Linked DNA regions of Homo sapiens: regions 2 and 3 are each linked to region 1. Evidence: chromatin loops called from intact Hi-C (ENCODE). Cell type or tissue: mammary epithelial cell. All regions are shown on one strand. Links, peaks and the distances in the headings refer to the core of each region. The heading gives the core; the rest is flanking DNA. Region 1 holds the start of PHACTR2-AS1 (PHACTR2 antisense RNA 1). Region 2 holds the start of FUCA2 (alpha-L-fucosidase 2). Region 3 holds the start of PLAGL1 (PLAG1 like zinc finger 1).

What was found. A loop is a pair of places that touch in the nucleus more often than their neighbours do. Peaks named below come from ENCODE experiments on the same cell type or tissue, not always from the same donor. Only the 100,000 strongest peaks of a DNase experiment are listed, where the experiment ranks them.
Region 2: it touches region 1 in a loop (12-fold over the local background); 12 of 110 quality-filtered maps call a loop at or near these places.
Region 3: a loop joins it to region 1, with 10 times the contacts of the local background. A loop is called at or near these places in 105 of 110 quality-filtered maps.

What each region holds. Positions count from the first base shown.
Region 1 is chr6:143,569,287-143,579,565 of GRCh38, forward strand. It overlaps PHACTR2-AS1 (PHACTR2 antisense RNA 1), which reads right to left and starts at 53. Exons shown (of 3, transcript NR_027113.2): 1 at 1-53. It also overlaps a transcript of PHACTR2 not described here. RefSeq lists a silencer at 6,167-6,216. In mammary epithelial cell, for the core only: a CTCF peak has its summit at 6,245 (motif pointing right); a DNase peak (open chromatin) is centred at 6,265.
Region 2 is chr6:143,507,720-143,517,998 of GRCh38, forward strand. FUCA2 (alpha-L-fucosidase 2) reads right to left here and starts at 4,001. Exons shown (of 7, transcript NM_032020.5): 1 at 3,692-4,001. The coding sequence starts at 3,915. LOC105378035 (a long non-coding RNA gene) reads left to right here and starts at 4,066. Exons shown (of 4, transcript XR_007059796.1): 1 at 4,066-5,057; 2 at 5,275-7,690. RefSeq lists a silencer at 3,234-3,437 and enhancers at 3,638-4,300, 3,860-3,989, 4,100-4,279, 4,301-4,961. In mammary epithelial cell, for the core only: a CTCF peak has its summit at 5,833 (motif pointing right); no DNase peak of the experiment used is centred there; H3K4me3 peaks cover 1,101 bases.
Region 3 is chr6:144,003,551-144,013,829 of GRCh38, forward strand. PLAGL1 (PLAG1 like zinc finger 1) reads right to left here and starts at 4,709. Exons shown (of 8, transcript NM_001317162.2): 1 at 4,540-4,709. It overlaps HYMAI (hydatidiform mole associated and imprinted), which reads right to left and starts at 4,709. Exons shown (of 1, transcript NR_002768.3): 1 at 1,366-4,709. RefSeq lists silencers at 4,138-4,320, 4,516-4,705, 4,896-4,945. In mammary epithelial cell, for the core only: no CTCF peak of the experiment used is centred there; a DNase peak (open chromatin) is centred at 4,741; H3K4me3 peaks cover 2,278 bases; H3K27ac peaks cover 1,800 bases.

The sequences.
Region 1 (10,279 bases), core at 3,443-8,442:
AAGTTCAGGAATCATAGCCACAGGATGGTGGAGCCGCCATTGGCCTCAACTCTGAGTCACCATGGCAACAGTCTCCTTGGAGAATCATGTGGCCCACAATGGACTTTATGTAATTGAGAAATCCATTTTTGTGATGTCAAGCCAATGATATCTGGGGATTATTTGTGACAGTGGCACAATTGTGTTTATTCTGACTACACATTCCATCTCTAAAATGGCCTCAGTCTGTTCTCTGATTTTAAACCTTTCTTGTATGTGGGGAGTACATCCTGAAAATTTTGATGTATTTATATTATTTAGATTATATTGCCATATTTTCCAAACTGTGGCCTACATACCACTGGTGGTATGTAGGATATTTTTATGTGGAATATAGATAGACATACCTGTTTTTTAAATATTTACATGTATAATTCTTTTCCACTTATGGCAAGTGATGTGTCTTTCCCATTCTTAGTGGTTGCATAAATGCTTCTTTTACAATAACATTGGAGAAAATGAAGTGACTTAAGGAGAAATATCCAGCAGATAAAAGTATAATTGATGTGCAGATATGGCAAAAGTCTGAGAAATGCTATTCAAATGACTGAAGATTTGGGAAGTGCTGCGTGTGATAAGTTATATGGTGGAATGTCTTAAAGAAATCTCCACCAGACCAGGAGATTTTCATTTTTGACAACCAGTTCACAGAATTCGATTCAGTAGATGTTTTTGAATGAGTAAACATTACTATAAAAAATGTTTAAATCTAGGAACCTAAATAATAAAAGTCCCAGTCCAATCCTTTGAGGTCAATTTCATTGTTTTTCTCCTTATTCTCTGCTCTTAAGAGATTCTGTTTCCCTTAAGTGTGTTAGGCTCAAATCAGATTTAACCAAAGATCAGCATTCGTGGCATCATAACATTTAAGAATTTAAAATGTGTGCATGACATTTTTAGAAATAATGATTTGCTTTGCTGATATTAAAAAACGAGGTTGCTGTTGGTCTGAGTCACAGGTGAAGCCCCATTTGTTTTTCCATTCAGCCACCCGCTGGCCCTAATCACAAATGTCTTTGTACTCACAGTCATCTTATGCAGGGTTTGTACTTCGGCTTCTCTCACTGTGCTGGAGATTAAAATGTGAGATGAGGAGTAACACACTTGCCAGTGACATGGAAGTAAATATTATTGTTTTTGGGGGGTGACATCGACTGCATTTCAAATACAGCCATGAAAATGTTCTATCAATAGCTTTCTATCGATTGGCAGTTTTGTGCCTTTTCAGTTCAGCTCCCAGAGCTGGTCCTGATGAGGTGACTGGCAACTCACCCCAGGTGTGGCAGGCCCCTCCCCACTCTCCTGGGGCTCTCCCTCTCCCCGCTTGCTCTCCTTCCCTAATCCCCACACCTTTTTATGAAGATCAGTCCTTTGCACAGCAGCCATGGCCAGCGTGAGGTGCATGTGCAAGTGGAGAAGTAGCAGGTTCATCGACTCGTTCTGGTAGGGGGCCTCTATCTTATTGAGCACACTTTTGACGGTGGAGATGCCGCTTTATTGCAAATCCCTCCCCGGACTCCTCCTCTTCTTCCAAAATTCAGGCTGAAGACAATTGCCCTGATTCCCTAACCTAAGGGATGGCTCTGCAAGTGGTGATCGATGTTTATCAAATGCCCCTGAGACTCGAAGACGCAAATTATATTCCTATTTTTCATGAAATTTAAAAAACTTTCTAATTTAAGATCATTTAACTTTTAGCTGCTGCAAAACTGGTACATGGAGTTCTCGTATACTCTTCACCTGGACTCCCCAAATGGTAATATCTTACAAAACTGTAGTACAACGATGGAAATCAAGAAGGGAATGTAGGTAAAGAGCAGTACAGTACAGTACTTCTAACTAATCTGCAGCTGTCATTCAAATTTAGCCAATTATCCCACTAACAATTATCATTGTTAGTAACAATTATCATTGCGGTGTTTGTCAGATGGTGACTTTCTAGTTATCATCCTTCTGCATTTATCAATTGGAATTCTACTACAATGAAGAGCTACCTCTTCTGAGCTATTTATTCATTCAGTTATTTATTTGTATTAGTGTGGTCTCATGGATATTTCCTTTATCCTATAATCCATTACTATCTACTTTATTTCTTTTTTTAGAGACCCTCCAGCTCTGTCACCCAGGCTGGTGCAGTGGTGCAATCATAGCTCACTGTGGCCTCAAAGTCTTGACTGAGCTCAAACAATCCTCCCACCTCAGCCTCCTGAGCAGCTGGGACTACAGGTGTGCACTGCCACACCTGGTTAATTTTTTTTAAAATTTTTTTATAGAGATGAGGTCTTGCTATGTTTCCCAGGCCGGTCAATCATCACTCATTTTGTTGCCCACATTGTTGTACAATTGGCTATCGAGAGTTTGGTACAAGTTTACTCCTGTGTCCATTTGCCATGCTCCCATCATTAAAAAAATCATTTCCTTACTTTCTGGGACCACAAGACGTTCCAGACTCATCTTGTGTTTTCTCTGTCCCTGCTTTAGAATCAGTCTTTTCTCCTATGAGCCCTGCTTTCAGTATTATTTTAATGTTAGATTTATAACGTTCTGTTCATGTTCTTGGAAAATTAATATTTACCATATGGGAGATCTCTATGTAGGAGATATTAGATATTCTTCTACCATCTACAGAACTGATTTCTTATGAAACACTGGTCCCAAAAACATGTCAGATTATGAGGAGCATAGCCTATTTTGATACATATGCTAAAAAATGGGAAGCCACACAACTAGGATTTTCACCAAAAAATCTGTTTTACTCTTTCTTGCTTCTATATTTCTTTTTAGTAGGTAACTACAGGTCCAATATCTTTTAGACTTTTTGTTGTTGTAGACTTTGTTTTTTGCTAAGAAATTCTTTTGGCCCCGTGTAAATATCTTCTGCAGTTTAGCTCCTCACTGGCTTGAATTCTCCCCTCATCATATTTTGTCCTGACACCTTCCCTCTTTGCTGAATTTTTGATAACAGCATCTCTGTTTCTCTGGATCTCATGACAATTTTCCAGTCAATCTGATCAATATATACAGCCTCAACACTGAAGTGAACCTGAAAGTTTCTTGACCAAAACTAGAGTCTAATGCCTCCATCAAATATATCCCAACTATATATTTTTTCAAAATAGAATGTGTGTGAGTGTTTGTGACTATGTGTTTATTATAGATTGATTCATACTCAAACACTAACAGTGGTTTTTTTGTTTGTTTGTTTTTTTGTTTTGTTTTGGTCATTGTGGTTGTTGTTGTTTTTGAAATGGAGAATCTCTCCATTGCCCCAGGTTGGAGTGCAGTGGCACGATCTAGGCTCATTGCAACCTCCACCTCCCGGGCTCAAGCAATCCTCATGCCTCAGCCTCCTAAGTAGCTGGGATTACAGGCACATGCCACCACACCCAGCTAATTTTTGTATTTTTGGTAGAGACACGGTTTCACCATGTTGGCCAGGCTGGTCTCAAACTCCTGACCTCAAGCAATCCACCTGCCTCTGCCTCCCAAAGTGCTGGGATTACAGGCATGAGCCACCGTGCCCAGCCAACAGTGGTTTATTTTCTTTTGAAATTCACAAATCTTACTGCTATGAATCTATTATCATCAAATTCTAAAAGCATAATGTCTTTTATCTGTGGAAGTTTGGTCATCATCAGATAAGAATCCAAAATAAAAAATGAAATGTTTTTTACTTTCTAATTTGAAATAATTCTGTCCTTACAAAACTGGCAAGACTAGTACCTAATGTTCTCATAGACCCTTCACTGGGTATATGTATAATTTTCTTATATATTGCATTTCATTGTATATTACATTCGTGATCTTCCTACTCAGAACTAGTAGGGTCATGTGGTAAACATCTGTTGAAAATGCCTTAGTGTTATATTCCTGTGGGGAAACCACCTCTAACCCACATTATCAACCATGTGATTTAGAGAGATTGACCCATTCTTTGTTCCTGGGCTTTACTTGGCTTTGGCCAGTCATCAATGGCTGCGTGCTTGGTTTAAGGGTGTGTCCTTGATCCAATTCAGGCCATCGAGATGCATGGAGACTTTCACTAGGTCTTATGGAAGTTTCTTCTCTATTCCATGGAGGTCCCTGGATGCTACATTATTATGTTTGTCATCCATGGGAGCCAGCCCAACTGTGAAGGTTAAGAGAGAAGAGCCTAGAGAATTTCTGAGCTTTGAGAATGGATGCAATTAAGCCTGAGGCCAGCCCTACCTCCAAACCAGTTTTGTGAACCCATGAATTTTCTTTCCCTCCTTTTTTTTTTTTTCTAAGTATTTTTGATTTTGGTTTTCTGTAGCTTGGAAAAGTTTCTGTTGATAACAGATCTTTTTCTGTGCATTCTATCATGTTATTTGTCCCTGTGTTGGCACTTATCTTAGTTAATTATGTGGCTGTTTTTCTTCAACTAAATTATGATGTCCTTGAAACTGTGGACTAAATCACTTACCTGCCTTTCTTATATTTGTATGGAGCTTAGTCCTTCCATTTAGCAGCACTCTGAGGGCCTAATTTCCACTAGGCCCAGAACTGGGTCTGGTTCTCCATAACTGTTTATGGAATCGTGAATTTTATTTAATATGCTACCTGTTTTCGCTTTCTATTATTGCATAGCAAATTACCACAATCCTAGTGGCTGAAACAAGTTACAGGTTCTATGGGTCAGGAGCCTGCGAGCAGCTCAGCTGGGTTCTCTGCTTAGGGTCTTGCCAGGTCACACTCAAGGTGTCAGCTGGGCTGTGTTCTCATCTGGAGCCTGACTGGGGAAGAATTTATTTTAAGCTCATTACACCTGCAGGCAGGATTCAGTTCGTGCAGCTGTGTGGCTGAGTGCCCCTGGTTTGCTGGCTGTTCACTGGAAGCTGCTAGAGGCTCTCACTGTGGGCTTCCTCAGCGTGGCTGCTCAGTTCCTCAAGGCAGGAAGGAGAATCCCGGTCTCTAGTTCACTAAGGCAGAGTCTTAGATAATGTAACATAATCACAGAGTGGTGTCCTGTTCCCTTTGCCACATTCTATCGATAAAAACAAGTCACAAGTTTCATTTACACTCAAGGCTAAGGGATTGTACAAAGGCATGGCCATTGGAGGTCTGTCCTCCATGCTACCTTAAAAGTTCCTGTTCAAAGAGTTTTCTTTAAACATAAAAGTGGGTTCAATGTCTCTCAACATTGATACCTCTCATAGTAGGCAATTAGATTTTTAAAGTTATAACTATTTTTTTTTCTACTCAGGAGTGGCATTAAGTTTGCTTGAAATTTCTTCTTATGATCACCTGTATTTTATTTAGGTTGAATCGTTTTGCAAATACTGGTAAAATGATTCCCCGGAATGTGTTTAACTTTTCAAAATACTTTTATATTCTTTTGATGGCATTAAAAAAAAAAAAGCAGTGGCTCTGAGTCAGTTATGTTGGAAATTTGATGTGAATATTTTCCAAGAGCCCAAAGGACTAAGGACTGTCTCCTATAAATATTTCATTTTTGTTCTAAATCTAACAGCTGGCCTTCTCCTCCTCTCCCCCAATTTTTTAAAAACTAAAGGCGTGGTGTAAAACAGCAACAACAACAACAACCTCCTACACTCCTTTACCCAAAGTAAAAATTAACACGTTAATAGACTTGTGAAATTTGGCCAGATTTTCCTTTATCTATACAGAATTCCTAGATGTTGACTGGCAGATTAGATTTCTCAGTATTTACTTGGCTAGTTAATTGTAACAAATAATCCATTTGGAACATAATTAAGAGATGATAAACAAAAAATAGGCAAATAAATAATCATCAACACTCCAAAAACATTTTCAGCCAGTTATTTTCTTGCATATATTTTCATGTTTTTAATGTTTTACTTTACATCTACGAATTAATTTCTCCATATTGTTTATACATAGTCTTTGAACATCATGATTTCTATCCGTGGTTCATAGTTCGATGAGATAGCTTTCTCTTTTACAAAAAGTCTTTTAAAAATAACTTACCATATTCCTATCTTTAGGTTTTAAACATCGTTTTACATAATTTGTGTACTTTTTTATAAGCACCATGTCTTAATTTTCTAGCACACCTGGAAATGTTATAATGTGACTTAGTCTTTATATGAATGATCTGTCCTTTATATTCTTGATGATGAACTATCAAAACGCCAGTTTAGAGGATGGCTTTCAGAAAGATGGACTTGGAGAAAAAGCGCTCCCTAGCTGCTGTTTTACCGTGTGGACACTAGATGGTGCAGTGGTCATACTGATCAGCCAATGTAATACTGGTAAGACACCAGAGACTTGATGTTGGTGCTTAATAGCTTCCATTGAAAAGACAGATGTACCTATAAATGTATTGTTTGAATAGTTCTCTCTCGTGAAGTACTAAAGTCCTTGAGAAGCAATATGAGATAAATTACTTTTTGTTTTTAACTATTTAATGTTTATTTATCTTCCAATCATTTTAAAACCTTTATTGAACCGTTTTGTTAAGTAAAAATCCAGTCCCTATTGGGGTAAATTGTTTGCAGAGTACAATTGATTCTTAAGTACATTAAGTCTTTCTAAGTGGACATTTGTTTTCAATTTAGAAAAAAAAAGTCTATGTTCCAGTTCTTCGAACAAATATTTTTGAAGTTTTTTAGAAACTTTTTAAGAGTTGCTGTTTTCAGCCAATAGAGCATAATCACATTTCTGGAATGAGATATATCAGACAAAGCCAATGTCCTTGACTAAATTGAATCTTTTCTAAATTGATGTCCAACAGAACTAACATAGATGTTATAATCTGCATATCCAAAGGGTTTTTCTTTATCTTGGCTGGAAACTTGGAGCATCTGCAAGCTTGGTGTCTTCACATTAGATTACTCTTTGTGTGCTAGAATTTGCGATCCAAGCCTGAATCCTTTAATTACCTTTGAGTTATATAACACCCAGGGGACAAACTGGAAGAGATGCTGCTGTATAACACTCCGCTCTCATGACATAGCTTTGGAAGGTCTCTCTTCTCACGCATTTTCTAGATTACGTATTTTACAAGTCGTGGGGTGATTTTCTGTTCCTGAAAAAGCAAGTTTGCTGAATTGCATTAATTCAAAAAGAAGCTGTGCTTAAAATACAAGAAAACAAAAAGTTTAACAGATTTTACATTTATTTACTTTAAGCATAGTGTTCATGACTACGTAAATGGCTTCAAGGGAAAAGTTTATTTCTAACATTTAGCTTTTCAGTTTTAAAACAGAAGTTGAAAGAGGGAATATTTGTGGTTTTTAAAGTTAACTTAAAAATTGTTTGAAGAGGGGCTGGGAGCGGTGGCTCAGGCCTGTAATCCTGGCACTTTGGGAGGCAGAGGTGGGTGGATCACTTGAGGTCAGGAGTTCGAGACCAGCCTGGCCAACATGGCAAAACCCCATCTCTACTAAAAATACAAAATTAACCGGGTGTGGTGGCACACACTTGTAGTCTCAGCTACTCGGTAGGTTGAAGCATGAGAATCACTTGAACCCAGGAGGCCGAGGTTGCAGTGAGCCGAACTCGTACCACTACACTCCAGCCTGGGTGACAGAGTGAGACTCTGTCTCAAAAAAAAAAAAAAAAAAAAAAAAAAAAAAAAATTATTTGAAGAAGTCTAAATTTTCTGACACTGCTTGTATTATAGGTATATACTACTTAAAACTCTATGCTAACATACACAAAAAGCAACAAACTACTATATCAGATTATATATTTATGTGCTTTAATTTGTATAAAATATATTTTGGGGGTTGTTATTTACCCTTATAATTAGATGAACTTCTTTTGAGAAGTTGAATGAAATGTAAAAAACATTTTTCAATTTTAAGTTATATTTTAAGAACACCAAGAATTTTGCTGCAGTGGATCTTCTGGTAGAGGGAAGATTCAGTCTTTTAAAATTGTATTTTAGCATGCTCTGTGTCCAAAACCCTGTGCCAGGCAACAAAAAAGACACATAAAAGTAGCCAACTTGGTCCCTGCCCTTGGGCACTCACAGTCAAGGTCATCAGTATTTTAAAATAAAATATCACCTAACATAGGGAAATAAAATTATGATCCCAGATAACAGTAGAGAAGATGAGAGAAGGACCCTAGCAGTTAAAAAGGTCAGGAGAGGCTTTGTGAGAAGGGAAACATTAAATAGTATTAAAGATTATGTAAGATTTTGACTTAGCAAAAAAAGGTGTGAAAAAAACTCCAACCAGGAGAAATGTGATGAGCAGAGGCATTGAGATGAGAATGCCCCGTGTGAGTTTTCAGTTTCGCTGGAATTACAAGCTAGAAGAGGAGATGAGACCAAATTGATATATCGGAACCCTATTGTGCAAGGCTTTGAATCACAAAACTCAGACATTTGAACTACAGCCTCTAAACAGTAGATAACAGTTGAAAATGTTTGGGTACCAGTGTGAGATCCTGAAAACCATTTAAAGAGATTAACCTGGTAACCATATCGTCGATGGAAAAAAAAAAAGTGAGAGAGGAGAGATGCAAGGAGAGCCTAGAAGCACCTGTTTAGGTAGCTTACATATGAAATAAGAGCTTCAGCAAAGGTTCAAGAAGTGCAACCAAAACCAAGGGAAAGCGAGAGGTATGGTAAGAGAAATATGACTATCAATATAATGTTATAGTAGCATGTACTGTGCAGGTAAGTTCTCATTATTTATTTTTCTAGATTTGTCTAAATCTGGTCCAAGACACTCTATCCCCCGTTCGTTTGCCAACACCTGTGAGAATTCCACAGTCAACTTGCTTACTAGGCCCCTCCCTTTCCCTCTCATGGATTAAATCAGCCATAGTCCAAATGCAAAGAGGGAAGGAGCTTCATTTACTGTTGTTCCTTCACAAAGGAACCATTGCAGTCAAGTGCAGGGCTCCATGAGAGCTGGAGAGGGGTCCCCAGACCTCCATCCTCACGGTCCAGGATGGGGAAGTCATAGCCAGATTTAGCAGTTCCCCTTTGTCAGTGCAATGCCTCATCCTCCATGTTTCCCCTTCTAGGATGATCTAGTTTGATTCAACTCTTCTTGGCCCTTAACTTTCCTCAGGGAGGCAGGGGAGGCCAGAAGTCAAGAGAATAGATACGTGGCATTAGGCTTTCCCCATAAGAAAGGTTGAGCATGGTAGCCATGGAAGGATGTGTAGGTTGTTCACTGCTCAAGAGCATTGACTGTGGGGAAGAATGGGGCCGAAATGCAGCCCATACCCTGCTTGCCAAGCTGGGTACAAAATCACTCCTGCCAACAAGAAAAGGAGGAAAAGGACCTTTTAAAAAAATTTGCTGTTGACTTGGATGCTGAGGGCTACGTGGAGGGCCTGGACAATGAGGAGAGGATGAGGAGGAGGAGGAGGAGGAAGGAGAAGAGGAGGACATGAGTGCAGAAGAGGAGGATGAAGACGATTATAACAATGGAGAGGTAGATGATGAAGAAGATGAAGAAGACCTTGGTGAAGAAGAAAGGAGTCAGAAGTGAAAGCAGCTCAAAGATGAGGGAGAAGACGATGACCAAGTGGAATAACGTATTTTCAAAAATGCCTATTGTGATTTGTGTTTTTACCCATATCCCCTCTACCCTCATAATCCTGCCCCCAAAACTTTTTTTTTTGTTGTTGAGACAGGATCTTGTTCTGGCACCCAGGCTGGAGTGCAGTGGCGTGATCACAGCTCACTGCAACCTCCGTCTCCCGGGTTCAAGCCATCCTCCTGCCTCAGCCTCTTGAGTAGCTGGGACTACAGGTGCATGCCACCACACCTGGCTAATTTTTGTGTTTTTTGTAGAGATAGGGTTTTGCCATGTTGCCCAGGACGGTCTTGAACTCCTGGGCTCAAGTGATCCCCCCACCTTGGCCTCCCAAAGTGCTGGGATTACAGGCATGAGCCACTGTGACCTGCTCCAAAACTTATTTTTTTCTTATTGTAACATAGCTGTGTGAACAAGAAGGGAAAGGTGTACTGGGGGTTGTTGGAGGAGGGAAAGTGTGGGGGAAATAAAATACTATTTTTATTGTCAAAAAATTTGCATAAAGGAGACTTATGGGCCAAGAGAGGTCCTGGTTGAAGGAAGGAAAACATTTTGCTTTGCAGGGAGGATGAGTCTTTAGTAGAAAACAAAACAACAACAACAACAAAACATCCCCCAAACCAGCAAAAATGCCCATTTTAGCAAATTGCCCTATTATGTGTGTAGTTTTTAAGTAGATTTTCATATATAAGAGAGACAAGGAAAGAGGCGAGCGGACAGCTGTGATGAAAGAG
Region 2 (10,279 bases), core at 3,042-8,041, 62 kb before region 1:
AATGCAGTAATGGAATCATGGTTCACTGCAACCTTGACCTCCTGTGCTCAAGCAATCCTCTCGCCTTAGCCTCCTGAGTAGCTAGGACCACAGGCACGTGCCACCACACCTGGCTATTTTTTTTTTCTTTGTAGAGATGTGGTTTCCATATGTTGCCCAGGCTGGTCTTAAACTCCTGGGCTCAAGCGATCTTCCTGCTTCAGTCTCCCGAAGTGTTAGGATTACAGGCATGAGTCACCGTGTCCAGCCCCATTCTCTTTTAATTCTTCACTTTTAAATCACAACATGTAGTATATGTCTTTACACATTGTCCCTTGTAACATAAGTGATTAGGGCTTCTAAAAGGAAGACTACATGCCTAAAACATAATATGCATCTATTATATTCAGTAGTAGAGAACACTTTGGAGGCACAGGACAGAAAGGGAGGCAAAAGTAAAATTAAAAAGATGCTGTTATTTTAATAAATGGACTCAACCTTCAACAATTACTTGCTATACGCATTCATTCTAAGCAATGGTATATTGACCCTAAACTGCGTAAGCAAGACTTCATGAGGAAAAGCACATCTACACATTTTAGATAAACACAGCAGTAACTATCCTCATGAAATAGATGCAACCCCCATTTTTGACCCACCTCCTGCTTTTTCTATCACCATTCCTTTCATATGAGTATTTCTACAGGATAAGCAAATCCATAATCAGCACTATATTTCCCAAGACGATCAGGAGACTCTGCTAAGAAGAAATAATTGAAGGGCATACTATGCGGCAGGCATGCTGTTTGCCTGCCCAAAAGTCGTATTTACGTAATTTCCCAGCTTCCACTACAGCTGCGACAGGGATGTGAGATCCATGCTGGCCAAGGGAACTTGAGGGAAAGCCAACTTTGGGGACTGTGGAAATGGTTTCCCTCCTAATGAAAAGAGACACTGGCCTTCCTGCCTTTGGGCAGGGTTGTGTGAAGTTATGGTGCCTGGCTGCCATCCTGTGACCATGAAGGGACAAGTCCCCAGGCTGAGGATGAAAGAAAGAGCCCGTGTCTTTGATTTCATCAATGAACCGACTACTCTAAATTTCCTGTTATGTGAGATAACAAGCCCCTATCATTATACCTTTTAGTTGGGTTTAAAATCCTTGAAGCATTTTTATTATTTATTTATTTATTATTGATTAATTGATTGGTTGAGACAGGGTCTTGCTCCATTACCCAGTTTGGAGTGCAGTGTCATGATCATACCACACCACAGCCTTGAACTCCTGGGCTCAAGCGATCGTCCCACCTCACCCTCCTGAGTATCTGGGACTACGGGCATTACATTTTAAATTGAACTGCAAAAGAGAAACTGGGACATTCAGAAAGTTGAACAAGAATAAGGAATTTCTCCTAGCATCATCTAATTTGAACCTGCACTGTCCCCTACAGTCTAGACTTGAATTTCATGCTGAGAGATGAAAAGAGGCATTTATGGTAAAGGTCTATCATTTATATTTGGTTTTTAATAGACATTTAAAACAGTCACATATACTCATCTATACTGTTGATTCCCCGAAAGTCAAATTGAGAGTGAGGAGCAGAGGATACAAAGGGAAATCACAGGTAATTAAAGAATCTTCCACAGGGTTAATGCATTTTCAGATCATCAGGAATCTGTTCTCTATTTTGTTTAGTATGAGAAGTATCTTTATTATTCTAGGTCAAAATAACCATGGGTTTATCTGTAGAAAATGAAGTTATTCATAGCAAAGAATAAAATGACTCAAAACTAGCTGTTTTATTTTGGCATAGTACTAGTCTCAGTCAAAAATGTCAAATCCTCTTTGGCACCAATATATCTTTACCTAATCTTCATGGTTGAACAAAATGATAATATAAGATACAATTTAGGGGGAAGAAAGTTGTTAATTATGTACCACACTAATCTAAAATATTTCCAAAACAAGCTCAAGATTCCTTACAGCCCAAAACATGCAAATAAAGATTTGTAACATCTTTTTGAAGTAGCTATGTTTTGGCATAAGAATAAAGAGTCTCTGTTTTAGAAGGTGAATTATTTAAAATATGAATAATTCTCCATAGCTTATCCAGTTTTATTTTTTACATCAATTGACCTACCAATAAGAAAGGTTACTGGTTGCAGGTAGTCAATTTCTTTGTCATGAAAGGGTTAAAATATGCTATTTTGGCACATTTTTAAAGGTAAAGAAACTCGAAAAATAGCAGGTGCATGAAGAGCACTTTGCCCTTTGTGCTGTTTCTTAGGAGAGAAGATGAAATTCCAGTATGAAAGGCACTCTGTACTAGAAGGAAAGGCAACATCCTAAGCTTCAAAGACAAGAAGTAGAATACTGTACAGAACTTGCTAAAATTTATTATTTAAGTCTCCCCACATAATTTAGTCACACAATGTCAATTTAATTCTTGGACCCAGCAGAGACCCTAACAGAATGGAGGTGTAATTTTTCTACCCCTAGAGTAGAGCATGGTACCATGTATACTATGTAATGTTAATATAATATATAGTTCATACTCTGTATTGTGTCTACTAAATATAGTATGTTAATTTGGATGTATACTATTTATGTAGTATATAGTTGATTCAAATAAATACTGTTTAATGATTCCGTTCTTTTACTTAAGAATATATTATGTGTCCCAAAGTCCTGGAATTACAGGTATGAGCCACCGCGGATCACCTGAGGTCAGGAGTTCAAGACCAGCCTGGCTAACATGGCAAAACCCCGTTTCTACTAAAAAATACAAAAAAATTGGCCAGGCATGGTGGCGTGCGCCTGTAGTCCCAGCTACTCAGGAGGCTAAGGCGCGAGAATCGTTTGAACCCGGGCGGCGAAGGTTGCAGTGAGCCGAGATGGTGCCACTGCACTCCAGCCTGGGTGACAGAATGAGACTATGTCTCAAAAAAAAAAAAAAAAGAATATATTATGTGTATGTTTCTATATATGCACACAAAATATTTCTGTTTTGAAGGACTTAATACTTGTAGCATTTAGTCAGAAAAGACATGTGCAACAGTTTAAGAAATTACATGCACATTTTCACATAGATCTCAAGGTAAAATCTAACGCACAGATTTTTGTGTAGCACCTTTCATACGGCAGTATGATAACTGGGTTGTGTTAAGAGTACCATTCTAGAACCTCTTTAAAAAGTTCCTAGAGCCACACATGGGTAACATGTTAACATTAAGTAGCCAATGGTGTTCAATGAACAGTCGTTTCACATACTCATGACTATGTTTTAACCATAACTTCATGGCAGAACGACTGTAAATTGGCAGGTAGCAGCAGAGCAACCATAGGCCATTGTGCCTGAGTCACCGCTCGTGTGATGCCCCTGCACAAACTGATGAATGTCTGTAGTAGCTCGATGTTGTAGTGTCATAACTACAGCTTAATATGCGCAACTATGAAGAAGCTGAGGAGTCAGGAGTATCTGAAAACTCTTACAGTCACACGGAAGAAAAATTCCCTGTTCATCCAGCAGAAGCACTTAGGCAGGAAACCACATATTCGACACCCGGAAGTGCGAAACGCGGGTAACGCAGTGGGAGGTGAAACCGACGAGGGTGCAGGCAGCACCAGGCGGCGAACCAGGCCCGCTGGGTGGTGGCTGGAGGCTGCGGGTGGGGACAAAAGCGCGGCAGACGAGACAAAAGGGAGCGCACTCACCAGAACCACTCGCTACCGAAGCTGGGCACGGAAAACACTCCCCAGTGGATGAAGATGCCGAACTTGGCCTGGTCAAACCACGCGGGCAGCTGGCGGGCGTCCAGGGACTCCCAGGTGGGGTCGAAGCGCGTGGCGCTGTGGGCAGGGCACGGCGGCGGCGGCAGCAGCAGCAACAGCAACAGCAGCAACGGGAACGCGAGCCTGGGGAGCTCCTGGGGCCGCATGTCCCGGCGCAGGCCGGCTGTCCTCTCTGCAGGCTCCCGCGGCCTCGGGAGCGCTGTTCTTCCGTCTCTGCCGCTGAGTATGCCGCGCCGCGGTCACCTGACCAAGTCGGACTTGGAAACCGGCCACCCTTCCCCCTCTGGGGCGGGAGTGGCCACTCTCCCGGGCGTTCCGAATGACCTCAGGAGGGCTGCATCGCTCAGCATAACTAAGGCCAGCATTACCCCAAAGCCAGCTGGGACGGCTTTGCTAAGGCTCTGTCCTCTTGAGGGGAAAATATGAGTCTGAGTCAGGGCCTTGTGGCCAGCGCCTCTGCCCTCAAGCAGACACGACCCTGACCAAGAAACTGCCCAAGAAGACAATGCCCCCAGCCCACCCTGGTGGCTGCTCCACACGTCCGAAGCGTGCACGAGAAGGTCAAGGCAGGAACTTCAGCCGGGTCTCGCCATGATGGAACATGGAAAGCAACCTAGATCCTTCTCGGCCTCTGTATCAGCTCCCAAGATCCTGCATGTTAGAACCGTGGTTGTCAACCTTGAATTTGTATCAGATGAAATTCCAAGAGCTTCAGATTCAGCAGTTAGGTTGGGGCCCAAGAATTTGCGTTTCTACCCAGTTCCTACTTCTAGGATGTTCTGATGTTGGGCCGGGCGCGGTGGCTCACTCCTGTAATCCCAACACTTTGGGAGGCCGAGGCGGGCGGATCACAAGGTCAGAAGATCGAGACCATCCTGACTAACACGGTGAAACCCCGTCCCTACTAAAAATACAAAAAATTAGCGGGACGTGGTGGCGGACGCCTGTAGTCCCAGTTACTCGGGAGGCTGAGGCAGGAGAATCGCTTGAACCCGGGAGGCAGTTACAGTGAGCAGAGACGGTGCCACTGCACTCCAGCCTGGGCTACAGAGTGAGACTCCATCTCAAAAAAAAAAAAAAAAAGAAAGAAAACAAAATTGTGATGTTTCTGATTGGTGGTCCAAACTTTCCTGAGAACCACTGCATTGAACAAGGAGATGATCTGAGACAGGTGAAACCAGTGGAATGAATGTTTAAGAAACCTGCAAGCTTGGGAAAAAAGGCCAGCAACTTGGAAAGATTAATCAAAAGGATATTTGGGAAGCTTATCACCTCCACCTCTTGTTTGGTTTGTTTGTTTGTTTGTTTGTTTGTTTGTTTGTTTGTTTTTGAGACAGAGTCTCGCTCTCTCGCCCAGGCTTGAGTGCAGTAACATGATCTAGGCTCACTGCAGCCTCTGCCTCCCGGGTTCAAGGATTCTCCTGCCTCAGCCTCCAGAGTAGCTGGGACTACAGGCACATGCCACTGTGCCAGACTAATTTTTGTATTTTTCTTTTCTTTTTTAGTAGAGACAGGGTTTCACCATGTTGGACAAGCTGGTCTCAAACTCTTGACCTCAGGTGATCTGCCCGCCTTGGCCTCCCAAAGTGCTAGAATTACAGGCATGAGCCACCAAGCCCAGCCTCTCCTCCACCTCGTAAGTGTTTTCAAAGTAAAGCCAGAATCCTCAACTGCTTCTGCCCCCATGAAATCATTACCCTTCAATGAGCCAATTCAAATGCTGCTTCTTTTGTGAAGCTTTCTGCCACCACCCTTCCCTCCCAGAATGTTGTACTTTCCCTGATCTGCTTCATAACACCTCCTTCCAAGCACACATAGGATTTCACGCATCCTCTAGTAGCTAGGTGGTACAGGTCTGATTTCCCATCAGACTGTGAGCTTTTTGAGGGCATTCATAATGACCTTCTTTTCTGTAGTGCCTACAATTACAGCAGAAAAGCAGCACTCAAAATGTTTGTTGAAGCTCTCCAGTGAACTGGGGTTCTAATTATTGAGTGAAGAACTTGACACTAAGTGGCTGTTGCCTGCATTATCCCAACCCATCTCTGCAGAGAGATGGGAGCAGCAGAGGGCGCTGTCACTGCAGGTGTAGGGGCATTTTTCCTCTCCATGACATGCCAGATGGCCCCCCGGGGCCACAGCTCCACCGTAAGAGTCCCCAATTTTGTTTTGTTTTTTTACAGTGAGGGTGTTCTAGAGGAAAGGGCTCAACGAATCCAATTGCAATAGCTCCAGTTTGTGATAAAGATGACAATTTTTTTTTATTTGAGACAGAGTCTGGTTCTGTTGCCCAGGCTGGAGTGCAGTGGCACAGTGTTGACTCACTGCCACCTCCACCCCCGGGGATTCAAGCAATTATCGTGTCTCAGCCTCCCGAGTAGCTGGGATTACAGACCCCAACCTCCAGCTAACTTTTGTATTTTCACCATGTTGGCAAGGCTGGTTTTGAACCCCTGATCTCAAGTCATCCTCCTGCCTCAGCCTCTCAAAGTGCTGGGATTACAGGCATGAGCCACGGTGCCTGGGCTGACAAATATTTATTATTGAGTTTGTGGAACCCAGAATGATCTAGGGCCTCAGTGGCCACTGAACCCTGGGGCACACTTGAACAAAAATATGGGCTTCTCAGCCACTATGCCTTGACATCCTCTCTAATCAGAAGTTTGTGTAATAAGTGCAAAAGACAATATTCACAGTGACAATGATACTGTGAACTGCCATAGGGAGAGTAGACATGACTGTGGTGACAATGCAGCGGCAGCAGGACCCTGTCCTCTCATAAGTGGGCATCCTTTCCCCATGTGAACACCACATAGCAGAAACGCCCATCTTCCAAAGCCCTTTTATCATGTTATGAATTATTTACACTTCCATATATTTCAGTTAAAGAGTGGTAATCAGATCTGTATGGATGCCACTTGGGTCATTTGTCATTTCACTTGAAGGCAAAGAAATGTTTTTAACTGGTAAGTACAACCTTATCATAAAAGTCTATTTTCTGTAAGAAATACTGAAAATATATTAAAGACCTCCCTTAGTGCCCTTCAGGACACATAAGAATCCTAATATACCAGGTTGGGAACCATTGCTATAGGATTTGAAAGGAATAGTAAATAGTATTATCTGAAAGTGAAGAGGAAGAAGAGATTCTACTTAAAAATATTTGTTAAATGACTGAAAGAAATAAATCTATGAAGTCGTTTAGAACATGGTCCTTTAGGGAAAGACCTGCCTGCTGTAGATTCCATTCACATTTTATACGTTTGTAATGCCTTACAAAGCTAGTCTTTGCACTTAAAGCTACTGCTAACTGAGCAATAGAATCACACCTCATAAGGCTTAAACTGTGTATTTAAAGGTTTTGATAGGGGATCCAGAAATCTGAGTGAAACCCTGGGTTCTGCAGGTACACATGGCTCATGTATAAGGCATTTGAAGGGCTTGTGGCCTTGATGGGGAACACTGTCAACTCTGATCCTGTTTGTCTGAGGTTACTTGGGGTACAAGATGAAGACAGAAGGGCGTGCCTCCCTTCTGGAACCATCACGGCCAGCAGCCGCATGTTGGGCAGCTGCTGATACTCAGGGTGCCCAGGCGGGAGATGGTGAGAGGCCAGCCCTAGCCAAATTCCTTGCTGCTGCCAGAGGAAGCAGTCTTGCCATGTGTGTCCACAGGGATAAGATTAGCTGCCGAGGTGGAGCTGATATCTGAGCGAGGCTCTCGAGGACACATTCTGGATAGATCTCCATATGGGAGTTGGATGACTGCCACCAGCCAGTCTTGGCAGTCCCCAGAATTCTTCTGAAGTGGACAGTGGAAGAAGTGAAACATTTGCCTGGCAGCTGGCATCAATGCAGTCTCTCTCTGGACATGCAGAAGAAAAGGTTCAAAAGGAACTGAACCCAAACCAGTCTTTATTTGGTAAATATCCCAGCTTCACGGTAGAAGAGCAGGCATGGGGGAAATAAAAGAAAACCCGCCTTTTTCAGGCCAGGGGGCAGGGAAGAGAAGCAGAGAGGAATAAAGGGAGGAGGCCCCGGGGTGTCAGCAGAGAGGGGAGAGCTGCCAGGCTGTGGCCCCACGCCAGCCTCTGCCATAGGGCTGTGTAATCCTGGGGAAGGCGTTCAACCTCTGTGCCTCAGTTTCTTCACCTATTAAATGTGAGTGATAATCGTGCATCTCCCTCCTAGGGGTGTTGTGAGAATTAAATCATGAGAAGTACATGTTAAGCCTCGTCTACGTGTGGACCAGTATTACCATGTGTGTGTTAGATCAATTCAGGGGAGCCTACAGAAAGCAGAGATTTTGTCCTGATTCCCATTTAACCTGAAGTCCTAAATGAGAATCAGGACAGAAATGTCCTGATTAGGACTCAGGCTAACTGGCAAGTGTAGCAAGGTACAGCCATGTTAGACAGATGGAGAGGCTGCTTTTTACCTTTCCTGGGGTGACCTTGATATTCGAGTGACACAAACAGGACCCAGAAGTAGCCAAGAACCTAACTGGAAATCTGTCCTGAGTGGTTCTCTGTGGCAGGGCCTCCTGTGCCAAGGACCTGGGGTTCACAGCCATTCCTCAGAGGACTCTTGCCTGTCTGTGGAAACTGAGTGGTGGGGGCAGGAGCCCGATACAGACCAGATCTTGAATTAGAGCAGCTTCAGGCTTCATCTGGGAACAGTGAAAGAACGGGTGTCAGCACTCCAGGACCAGAGAAGGCAGGGACGGCGTGTTCCTTCCCAGAAGCTGGAGAACCCCGCCCCTACTCCATGCCACCTTAGAGAGAAGCAGGGGAGGGGGAGGCATCTGCAATATTGAGCGTTGTTACCCAAAGAACAGCCTACATATTTGCTGAAGATGCTGTTTAATTGACAAGATTTGACTATGTTTAATGCAGGTAGAATAATTAAATTTGATCACCAACCACCCAGTGTGTGCATGGGGGACAGGAGCATGCTGTCTGCTGAGGCAAGTAGGGTGACTAGAAACAAGAACAAATTGCCACTTTTTCTCTGCACCAGGGTTGTCAGTGGCAGGTAATTTAATGATCCTAGTATGCAGCTAAGCATCAGAACACATGACACATTTGCCTTCTACTTCCGTCCTTCCCAATGTCTTCCGGGAAAAATGAATGATCTAATGAGTGGCTGTGCACGGAGGCCTAATTCAGGGAGATGAGGTCTCAGTCACACATTGAGTCTCCTTTCCAGTGGCCCTTATGGCTGAGGGAGACAGTGTCCCCTGGGCTGCACCAGTTGGAAGAGAAGGCGGAGTTTTCACAGCCCTGGTTAGAAGTGGGAGGGAAGAGGTCAGGTCCTCAAGAGGAAGAGGAAGCAAAAAAAGAAAGAAGGAACTGACAGAACTGAGATAGGGCTGGGCAAGAGGGAGAAAGGAGATGAAAGAAAAAAAGAAAGAAAAGAAAAGAAGGAAGGAAAAGAAAGAGAGAGAGAGAGAGAGAAGGAAGGAAGGAAGGAAGGAAGGAGAAGGAAAGAAGGAAAGAAAAAAGAAAGAAAGGAAAGAAAGAAAGAGAAAGGAAAGAAGGGAGGGAGGGAAGGAAGGGAGAAGAGAGAGAGGAAGAAAGGAAGGAAGGAAGAAAAAGAAAGAAAGAGGAAGGGAGGGAGGGAAAAAGAGAGAGAGAGAAAGGACATCAGAGAATGGAGCTGGGGGGGAAAAAAAGATTCAAACACAAAGAAATTCAAAACCAAGAGTGTCCCAAAATTAGAATAAAAAAGAAACTAAAACACAAAGACAAACAATAAGCGAGAATAATGAATAAAGACAAGAGAAGAGGGGAGAGGTGGAGGTATCAAGAGGAGATGCTAAAATAAACCCCAAAACCAAAGCAACATGAGAAGCCTCAGGCTGAGCTCATCACAGCAGGCATGCCAGCAGGGGCACAGGGGAGGAGACAGCAAGGGAGGAACCAAGGAGGGACTGGCAAAGGTGAGCACAAGCAGGTGCAGGAAATATGTTGGGGAGGCAACGGGCAAGGGCTGAAGAACAAGTGGGGAAGAAGACACGGATGAAAGAGAGTGAAGAGGAGTCCTCCTGAAATAAGGAACCGAAATAAAGACCAATGAATGAATGAATGCAGTGTTTTCATTCACATAATAACCAGAGTCTAGGCAGCTTTCCTCAGTTTAGCAGGATGATTAAAAACATGGGCCCTACACTACTTAGCAAGTTATTCATGGGTGCACACACTTTTGGGGGTTAGAACCCACATAGAAAGGTTACCTAGTGCTGAGATGTCCTTTCTCAATTAGCAGTCTGTCCTTGCCATACACTATTCTGATGGTGTATGATGTATTCTGTATGTATAGGTAAGTATTCTGTATATATATATATGTATTCTGTATGTATATGTAGGTATTCTGATGATGTATGATGTATTCTGATGGTGTATGAATGTTGTAAAGCCACACTGGTGTTTTGATTCTTTCATTTCACTGTCGAGTGAAGCCTCTGATGCAGAGGAGCAGGTTAAGAACTGCCAGGCTGTGCTGTGACTTT
Region 3 (10,279 bases), core at 2,188-7,187, 430 kb after region 1:
GAGGCGGAGTTTGCAGTGAGCCGAGGTCGTGCCACTGCACTCCAGCCTGGGTGATAAAGTGAGACTCCATCTCAAAAAAAAAAAAAAAAGAGAATAAATAGGCAAACTTCAGGGTAGAAAATTCCTGCAAACATATACCCAAGAAAGATTCCCTATCCAGATTATATTAGGAACTAAAAATCATTAACAAAAAGGTAACCTAATTTTTAAAAAATGGGCAAAATATTTCAATAGGCAGGTGATAAAGGAAATCTAAATAGCTGATTAAGATATTTTAAGATGTTCAACATTATTAGTGTTTATGGAAATGCAACCAACCTACCAAAAACCATCAATTCAACTCCTTGGTATATAGCTGAGAGATATATGTCTACCAACGGAAGTTGGAAGAACATTCCTCACAATTCAATTCTTAATGGCCCAACAATGAAAACAACTCAAATGTTAATCGACAAGAAAATGAATAAGTAAATTGCTCATATTATATATCCACATAATGTAATACCGTAGAAGAGGTGTCAATAAATTTTTTTCTGTAAATGGCCACGTGGTAAATAGTTTAGGCTTTGTGGGCCATATGGCCTCTATAACAACTACTCAACTCTGCCAAATGGGGATAACTATGTTCCAGTAATTTTTTTTTTTTTTAAGATGGGGTCATCTCACTGTCACCCAGGCTGCAGTGCAGTGGCATGATCGTAGTTCACTGTAAGCTCGAACTCCTGAGCTCAAGAGATTCTCCTGCCTCAGCCTCTTGACTGGCTGGAATTATAGACAGGAGCCATGGAACACAGCCCAATAAAATTTTATAAACAGAAACATGCAGTGGGTTGGAATTGGCCCACAGGCCATAGTTTGCCAACCCTTGATACAAAGCAAAAATAAAAAACAAACAAAAATTCTTATACATGCAACATGGATGAATACAATGTGAACAAAAGAATAAACTGTATGACTCCGTTTATATGAAGTTTAAAAACATTTGAAAATAATACATGGTCATAGAAATCGGGACAGTAGTTGACTGGGGGAAGCGAGTGGCTCCATTGATAGGAAGGGGCAGAAGGAATGAAAATGTTTTATATGTTTATCTGGGTAGTAATCACAAAGGTATACACATATGTAAATTTCACCAAGCTACACACTTTTTTTTGTTGTACATAAATTATAGAACTAAAAAACATATGTAGAATTCAACATGGATAAAAAATATATTAAATACATTAAATCTACCTTAAAAGATGTGGGTGATAGAGTGAGGAAGTCTAACAGAAGTCTAATCATAGCTCCTAAAGAATAGGACAAAAATGTGTGAAAATAAAGAGATAAAAGACAAAACTTTCCTGAATTAATGAAACATAAACCTTAGAGACAGGAGATTTTATTCATATATATATATACATTTATATAAATATATTTAATTTTTATATAAACTCTACAGAGAGATTATATATAATCTATATATAAAGTGTATGTGTATATATTATATATATACACACACCTACATACATTGCCTCAAAAGTCTGTGAGTACAAATTATTCTTGATGATACAAGGAGCAGTTAAAACCATAAAGCAATTCTCGAATTTCAAAGAATTGTTGGCCTTGACACGTATGCTAACTACAGTGCAAATTAGAAATCAGTAACAAAAGGATAACTCACAAAACCTTCCACATTGGAACTAGACTACTTTCTACAAATCTCTTAGGGGAAGAAAAAATATCACAATGAAAAAATCTTAAATTCTTAGAACTGAACAATATACTACATAGAAAGCAGCAGTAAATGAAAATCTGCAGTATTTTCAAATGACAAATAAACCAGGATTAACAGCCTGGAAATAAGCCCAAACATATCTGGGTACTGTATGTGACAGAAGTGGCACTGCTAATCACTGATATTGGGACAATTACCTTTTCATGTGGGAATCTGAAAATTAATTAAGCTTGATCTCATAACATAAAATATATACATCTCAATATATACATGTCTCAGGTAAATTAAAGAACAAAATGTGGACAAAACATAAACTTAAAAATTCTTAGAAAAATATTCAGAATACATTTCATTAATAGTAGAGTATCTTAAGACAAAAAGCATAAGGATTAATGTCTACAGTTTAATATCTGCAAGTATATAACAAATATTTGTATCCAGAATGTTTTCCAATATAAATTTCTGCAATGATGGAAATATTCTGTTCTATAATGTATAATGTAAAATATATAACATAATAAAATATAATAAAATATTAAAGTCATATGAGGCTATTGAGCACTAAAAATGTGGCCTGAAAGAACTGAGGAACAGAAATTATTGAGGTAAATACAATATGTTAGCATTTTAAAACGCTGAAAGTCTGTAAAGTTCTGTGATTTTTATATACTTTTTAGTATTTCGTTTTTCATAACAAAATTTGATTTTAGCTAAAATTACTATATAAAATATTCCAGTTGTGTACAAAACATGTAAATGTGACTTTTGGGAAAGCAAACACACCAAATGATGTTTTCTCCTAAATGCTTTTTGAAATATTATAAATTAAGTTATAAGAATACATAAAGAATAATTTAATGAATACTGGTATGTCCACCATGGAATTTATGAAATAAAACATTACTGATAAATTCCCTAGGTACTCCTCCCTGAGCAAGATTTTTTTTTTCTAAAAAGAAGCCAGGAAATAAGAATAACAGACGGAGAGCCCTAGACTCAGGCTTCTTCAGTTTGCAACACCCATATTTTAACATATTTGGGGGGAAATGTAACATTCAAACCCAGTGTGTATCATTTAACAAAGAGTTACAAAGCAAACACCCATGTAACCATTGCACAGGTCAGGCGATAAAGCATTTCCAGCATCTCTGAGCCCCTGACCCTCTCCTCCCCACTAGGAGATGACCATTAGCTTGACTTTTTTTCTTTACTACTTTTAATGCCTATACATGCATCCCTAAACAACAGCTTTGCTCCACCAGGTTCTGAATTTTACATAGAAGATATCACACAGCATTCTCCGGCAACTTTTTTTTTTTTTGGTTCAACACTGAAAGGCATTTGTGTTGAAACACAAAAATACTTCATTGGCCACTGTACAGTGTGCCCTTTTTATGAGTGGTGTATAATTTATCTTTCTCCTTCAGGTAGGCATGAAGGCGGCATCCAGTTTTCTGCCATTACAGTCAACCTTCTTGTACACGTCTGCTTGTGGACATGTATTAAAATTTATCTAGGGCAGTGGCTTTCAAACTTTTTTGTCCATGACTCATACTAAGGAATGACGTTTTACATCATGACACACATTTGTGTATGTATGAAACTGAGGAGGGGGAGAGAGATTCATAAAGCGAACACCCCTATGACCTGAGAGACACTGATGTTCTATTCTCCGTCTGTGTTTTACAAATTCTGATCATCCATTTAAATGACTTTACGACCCACTAAAATGGACTTCAAATTCTGAAAAACATTGTTCTTAAGGATGAATACCCAGGCGTGCAACTGCTGGATCAGGAAACACGGACATCGGACGTCGTCAACTTTTCCAGATCCTTAACTGTTAAATGTTCTTATCTAAGCGCATATAAATTTACCACTATTTAACTTCAGAGCGAAAAGCGTGAAACATCAGAGAACATTTTATCTTTTCCCTCGGTCATTAAACAGTATTAATCACTTACCATGTGCTAAGTAAGCAATCTCTGAGCCCAGCGAGACCGGTGGGTTAATACGCGGAGGGGCTGCGGGGGAGGACTTAGGGGACCAGGACCTCAGTGAGGCCCCAGAAAGCACCCGGGAGGGGCCTCCGATCCTGCCTGGGAGGGAGGGGTTAGAGGAGGATTCCTGGAAGAAGGAGGACCTAAGCTGGGTGTTTCTATTTTTGATTTTTATTGGTTTCCTAAAACATGAAAGTAACACATTTGATGAGAAAAAATATTCAAAATTACAGGAGTATATTCAGTAAAAGGTAGAAATCCCCATTCCGCCCTGAAAGTTGGATGCGGAGACTAACAGAAGTCGCATTATCAGCTGTCCCGATCTAGGAAATTTTTAGGACCCCACGTTTTTAAATACTTTTAAGAGTATGTCTGATACAGTCTGTAATACTAAAGCATCAAAATAATCATATTTTCCATAAGAGACGAAAGTGCAAACAGTTACTGTCTAGTCCCATTATTACTTGGAACAGACTTTTTCTTCTTTTCCTTGTTCTGTTTTTTTCCTGGCCCGTTGGCGAGGTTAGAGCGCCAGGTTGTAAGAATCGGGTCTGTGGACCTCATACCAGATAGGCGCGAACGCCTCTGGCAGCGGCGTCCAGGGGGTCCGGCGGCACTCGCGGTGGGGCTGCCTGGGTTGCGGGTGACGATCTGCGGGGTCCCGCACCCGGCCCCGCGGAGCCCGGACCCGCACGTAGGCGGCGCGGCAAAGGCACACCCTCCTCGCGGCCGCGAACCCAGCGCCGTCCTCGCAGCGCGGCAATGCACGGCCACCGCTGCCCCCAGCCCGCCCGCCGCAGCCGCGAGCACCCAAACACCTACCCTGCGGGGCGACGACCCCCGGAGCTCAGGCGAGGCCGCTCGGGCGTGCCACCTCCGCGGCCATGACGGCGACCCGGGGAAGCGCCCCGCGCGCCAAGGCCCCGCGCTGCTGAGCTGTGAGCACGGCTGCCCCGTCCGTCCGTCCGTCCAGCACCCGCCCGGAGAGTGAGGCCAGAGCACGCCCCAGCCGTGTCTAAATCAAGGCTCGGGGCGGTACCGACGGGCTGAATGACAAATGGCAGATGCCGTGGGCTTTGCCGCCCGCGGCAGCCAAGAGGATGGCTGCGCCGAGGAGGCCGCGCGCAGGCGGGGCTCGGGAGCCGGAACGGCGCGGCCGCGAGGAGGGCGCTGGGGCCCCTGGCGGGGGCGTCACGTGGCAGGAGGAGGCCCCGCCGGGGAGCTGGGGGTCGGCGGCCGAGGCGGGGGGAGCTGAGCGGCACCCACACGTCCTGCGGGCCGGGTCACCGGTGGGGGCAAAGCCAAGGTCGCCCAGGTACAGCGCTGGCGCAGGTAGACCCGAGCCGGCCTGGGGTCTGCAGCGGGGCCTGCTAGCCGAAGTCTCCGCCAGGATGGGCCGCCAGAGCCCAATCACACATGAGAAACGCGACAGATGCTGGGACGCTGCAATAGGCCAAACTAACTTACCTCCTGTGCCAGCAGCGCCCAAGTGCAGCTGCCCAAACGTGAGCACTGACCGTGAGCCAGGCACTGTCCTAAGCACTTTGCAGGTAAATACGTGTAATCCTCACAGCAACACTGGGAGAAATACCCGTCTCACAGCTGAAGAAACGAAGACGCAGAAAGGGTAGACAGAAGTAATTTTCTAATTACGGTATCACACTACGTCTGCTTCATATAATTTCAAATTTTTCATGTTACTGGAATTTAAGAAAAATAAACTGAAGGGAATCTCTATTGCTTTCTTCCCTAAAAGACGTGCTTTTTAAAAGGCCTATAAGCATTACGTAAAAAGATTAAGAGAGGTGTAAGGAGCTCACTACATGTTCGGGTTTAGAAAGTCTCATAGCTCTGAAAGATGAGGTTAATTAGCATCATACACCTCCACCTACCTTTAGGGGGTAACCCTGCCTCTCAATTTCCATTAGTTCTGTTACTTTCGGCTTCCTAGCAATGAGAACATTTGCAATTGCTCTGCAACTTTATTTTTCCAGATGTTGTCTTAATTCTATCTTTAAATGAATTTGATATTCACTGTAACTTATCTATCCCTGAATTTTTATTTTTATTTAGTTCTTGATGGACTTCCTTCATTTTCAAGTCATATTCCTAAGGAGGGTTTATAGAGTGCTGCCATGTTTGAGAAGATCTGGTGTTTTTCTCTATACATAAATAAAAAGTGAGTTGGGTAAATATTTTCAATTCACACCTTCCTTCAAAACCTAACAGAACAAGATGGCAATTGCTTTATTTATTTTTTTATTATACTTTAAGTTTTGGGATACATGTGCAGAACGGGCAGGTTTGTTACATAGGTATACACATGCCATGGTGGTTTGCTGCACTCATCAACCCGTCATCTACATTAGGCATTTCTCCTAATGCTATCCCTACCCCACTAGCCCCCCACTCCCCAACAGGCCCCAGTGTGTGATGTTCCCCTCCCTGAGTCCATGTGTTCTCATTGTTCAACTCCCACTTATGAATGAGAACATGCGGTGTTTAGTTTTCTGTTCCTGTGTTAGTTTGCTGAGAATGATGGTTTCCAGCTTCATCCATGTCCCTACAAAGGACATGAACTCATCCTTTTTTATGGCTGCATAGTATTCCATGGTGTATATGTGCCACATTTTCTTAATCCAGTCTATCACCAATGGCCATTTGGGTTGATTCCAAGTCTTTGCTATTGTGAATAGTGCTTCAATAAACATACGTGTGCATGTGTCTTTACAGTAGAATGATTTATAATTCTTTGGGTATATACCCAGTAATGAGATTGCTGGGTCAAATGGTATTTCTGGTTCTAGATCCTTGAGGAATTGCCACACTGTCTTCCACGATGGTTGAACCAATTTACACTCCCACCAACAGCGTAAAAGCGTTCCTATTTCTCCACATCCTCTCCAGCATCTGTTGTTTCCTGACTTTTTAATGATTATCATTCTAACTGGCATGAGATGTTACCTGATAAGCAACTTCAGCAAAGTCTCAGGATACAAAATCAATGTGCAAAAATCACAAGCATTCCTATACCCCAATAGTAGACAAATAAGAGAGCCAACACATGAGTGAACTCTGATTCACAATGGCGACAAAGAGAATAAAATACCTAGGAATACAACTTACAAGAGATGTGAAGGACCTCTTCAAGGAGAACTACAAACCACTGCTTAAGGAAATCAGAGAGGACACAAACAAATGGAAAAACATTCCATGCTCATGGATTGGAAGAATCAATTATCATGAAAATTGCCATACTGCCCAAAGTAATTTATAGATTCAATGCTATCCCCATCAAGCTACCATTGACTTTCTTCACAGAATTAGAAGAAACTACTTTAAATTTCATATGGAACCAAAAAAGAGCCCGTATAGCCAAGACAATCCTAAGCAAAAAGAACAAAGCTGGAGGCATTACACTACCTGACTTCAAACTACACTACAAGGCTACAGTAACCAAAACTGCATGGTACTGGTACCAAAACAGATATATGGACCAATGGAACAGAACAGAGTCCTCAGAAATAACACCACACATCTACAACCATCTGATCTGTGACAAACCTGACAAAAACAAGCAATAGGTAAAAGATTCCCTAGTTAATAAATGGTGTTGGGAAAAACTGGTTAGCCATATGCAGAAAACTGAAACTGGACCGCTTCGTTACACCTTATACAAAAATTAACTCAAGATGGACTAAAGACTTAAAACATCAGACCTAAAACCATAAAAAGCCTAGAAGAAAACCTAGGCAATACCATTCAGGACATAGGCATGGGCAGAGTTCATAACTAAAACACCAAAAGCAATGGCAACAAAAGCCAAAATTGACAATTGGGATCTAATTAAACTAAAGAGCTTCTGCACACCAAAAGAAACTATCATCAGACTGAACAGGCAACCTACAGAATGGGAGAAAATTTTTGCAATTATCCATCTGACAAAGGGCTAATATCCAGAATCTACAAAGCACTTAAACAAATTTATAAGAAAAAAACAACTCCATCAAAAAGTGGGCAAAGGATATGAACAGACACTTCTCAAAAGAAGACATTTATGTGGCCAACAAACATATGAAAAAAGCTCATCATTACTGGTCATTAGAGAAATGCTTCAAAGATTTCTGTGGAAAGATCTTAATCCCATGTAATTTTCCCCTTGGAGGTGGCTTGATTTTTCTGCTTGGATACCTGAAGAATTCTTTAACATTAATATACCCTTTAGTATTCTTATCTGGGCTATGCCTCTGTGTCAGTTATTCTAGATCAATTTTTCCCCCCAGCATACAGTATGATCTTCCAATTTATAGATTATGTTCTTTTCTAATGTCCCATGTATATTATATATCTGAATACGCTGCTTTTTCAGGGCTGAATGTTGTTTCTATCTACTTGTTCTGTGATCCAAGGTTTTTCGGACAAGGAGAGGTGGGGGAAAAGGGGATGTGTGGAATTCAGCTCAGACAGAGTATAAAGCTTGCTGGAGGAACTCAACCTTCACATCTGAGATTCCTTTAAGTCCTCTGGCAGCTGGACTTCAAGCTAGCCAAGGGAACATCCCATGCCTCAGAGTTTCAGTTCATTTGCTCAGTTCAGCACAGTATCCCAGAAAGTGGGAAACTTTCCTGCCTCTGGCAAGATCCAACAGTGGTATGCAAAGGTTCCTCAACATCTCACAGGTGTGCCCTGCCTTTCCACATTGGGGGACGTTTGTGAGAATTCTTAGGATTTGGTCTGATCATCTTTTTCCTCAACATGTCTTGCAGCGGTGGGTGGAGGGCTGGGCAGACATAGGTTCATCTGGAGACAAAGCACGCCTCCATAGAATCTTCTGTTCTCTTTGTTTTTGCTATCAATTCTCAAATTTTACATTATAAGGTTGTACTTTTTTCTTCTTTGGTTGCAGCATGTAAGTTTTTTGTTGCTTTCTTTCCTTTGGGTGATTTAGTGTTTTGTTTTGTTTTTGAGACAGAGTCTCGCTCTGTCACCCAAGCTGGAGTACAGTGGCATGATCTTGGCTCACCGCAACCTGCCTCCCGGGTTCAAGCAATTCTCCTGTCTCAGCCTCCTGAGTAGCTGGGATTATAGGCGTGCACCATCACAACCGGCTAATTTTTGTATTTTTAGTAGAGGCTGGTATGGGGGTGCTGGGTTGGGGGGAAGTTCGCCATGTTAGCCAGGCTGGTCTCAAACTCCTGACCTCAGGTGATCCGCCTGTCTCAGTCTCCCAAAGTGCTGGGATTACAGACGTGAGCCACCATGCCTGGATGATTTAGTATTTTAATTTTGATTTTTTTAGTGCTTCCTTGTGCCATCTTTATCCAGAAGTCAGTCAAGCAGTCTTTCTTTCTCACTGGTAATGAACTATATGAAATCCTTTTTTATCTTTAGGTTATTTCCACAGTGGTCTCTTTGAACATGACTATGTTGACCTGGTAGCTGTGACACACTCTTTTTCTCCTGAGCTTTCCCTCAATGACGCATGCTTTGGCATTACAGCATGCCCTAGCAAAGCTTCTGGAGCAGGGGTTGCAAACTCAAATCTCTACAAAGTTTAAAACAGTGAGGAACAATGGGACTGTGGTAAAGTGAAAAGGACATTCTTTGTGTAAGGGGCAGATGCTCAGCTCAGGCCAATGGCTGCCATGTTTGAACTCAGGGCAGGGTTGCCACATCTGCATAATTTTCAAGGGAAGTATGCTATCTAACATTTTAATATAAAATCTTCTAATTTTGGAAACACTGCAGAGGCCACATGAAGTATTTCTCCAGGTCAAACTGGACCCAAGGGTTGCCAGCGTGGTCACTGTAGTAGACAGAACCCCTCAGGACAAATTCCATAATCACACTTTTTCTCTAAGTATTTGGAGATTCCATTTTATTCTGCAGACTATTGAATGACTTCTTAACATTTCTTCAGCAAATGCAGAACAAGAAAATTCATGCTGACACATCTATAGGTTGATACAATGTGTCAGGACCCAACACTTTCAGGAACAGGTGTTACCAGGGGTAACAGCTATGATGGGGCTAAAATTAATACCACATGGGCAGACAATCATACAGATTATGCCCACATTAACAAAATAATGGAGGGGGAAAATGTTATTTTCAATTGATGCAAAAAGAGCATTTGACAACTACACCCCATCCTGAAAAAAATGACAACTAGGAATGGAATGGAACTTCCTTAGCCAGATAGTGGCTATATTTTATCCTATAGCTGCCATAACAAATTACCACAAACTGGTGGCATAAAACATGAAATTTATTTTCTGAGTCCGAAAGGCCAGAAGTCTGAAATCAAGATATCAGCAAAGGCCGCAGGCGCCATCTAGTGGCTCTAGTGGAGATTCCTTCCTCACAACTTCCAGCTTTTGGTGACCACTGCCATTCCCTGGCTTCCTCGGCTTCCTTGGCTTGCGGCCACAGCATGCCAATCTCTGCCTCCATCTTCACAACGCCTTCTCTGTGCGTGCCATGTGCTTTCTCCTGTGTGTATCTCTCTTATAGGGGTAGATGTCACTGTACTTAGGACTCACTGAAATAACTGAAGGTGGTC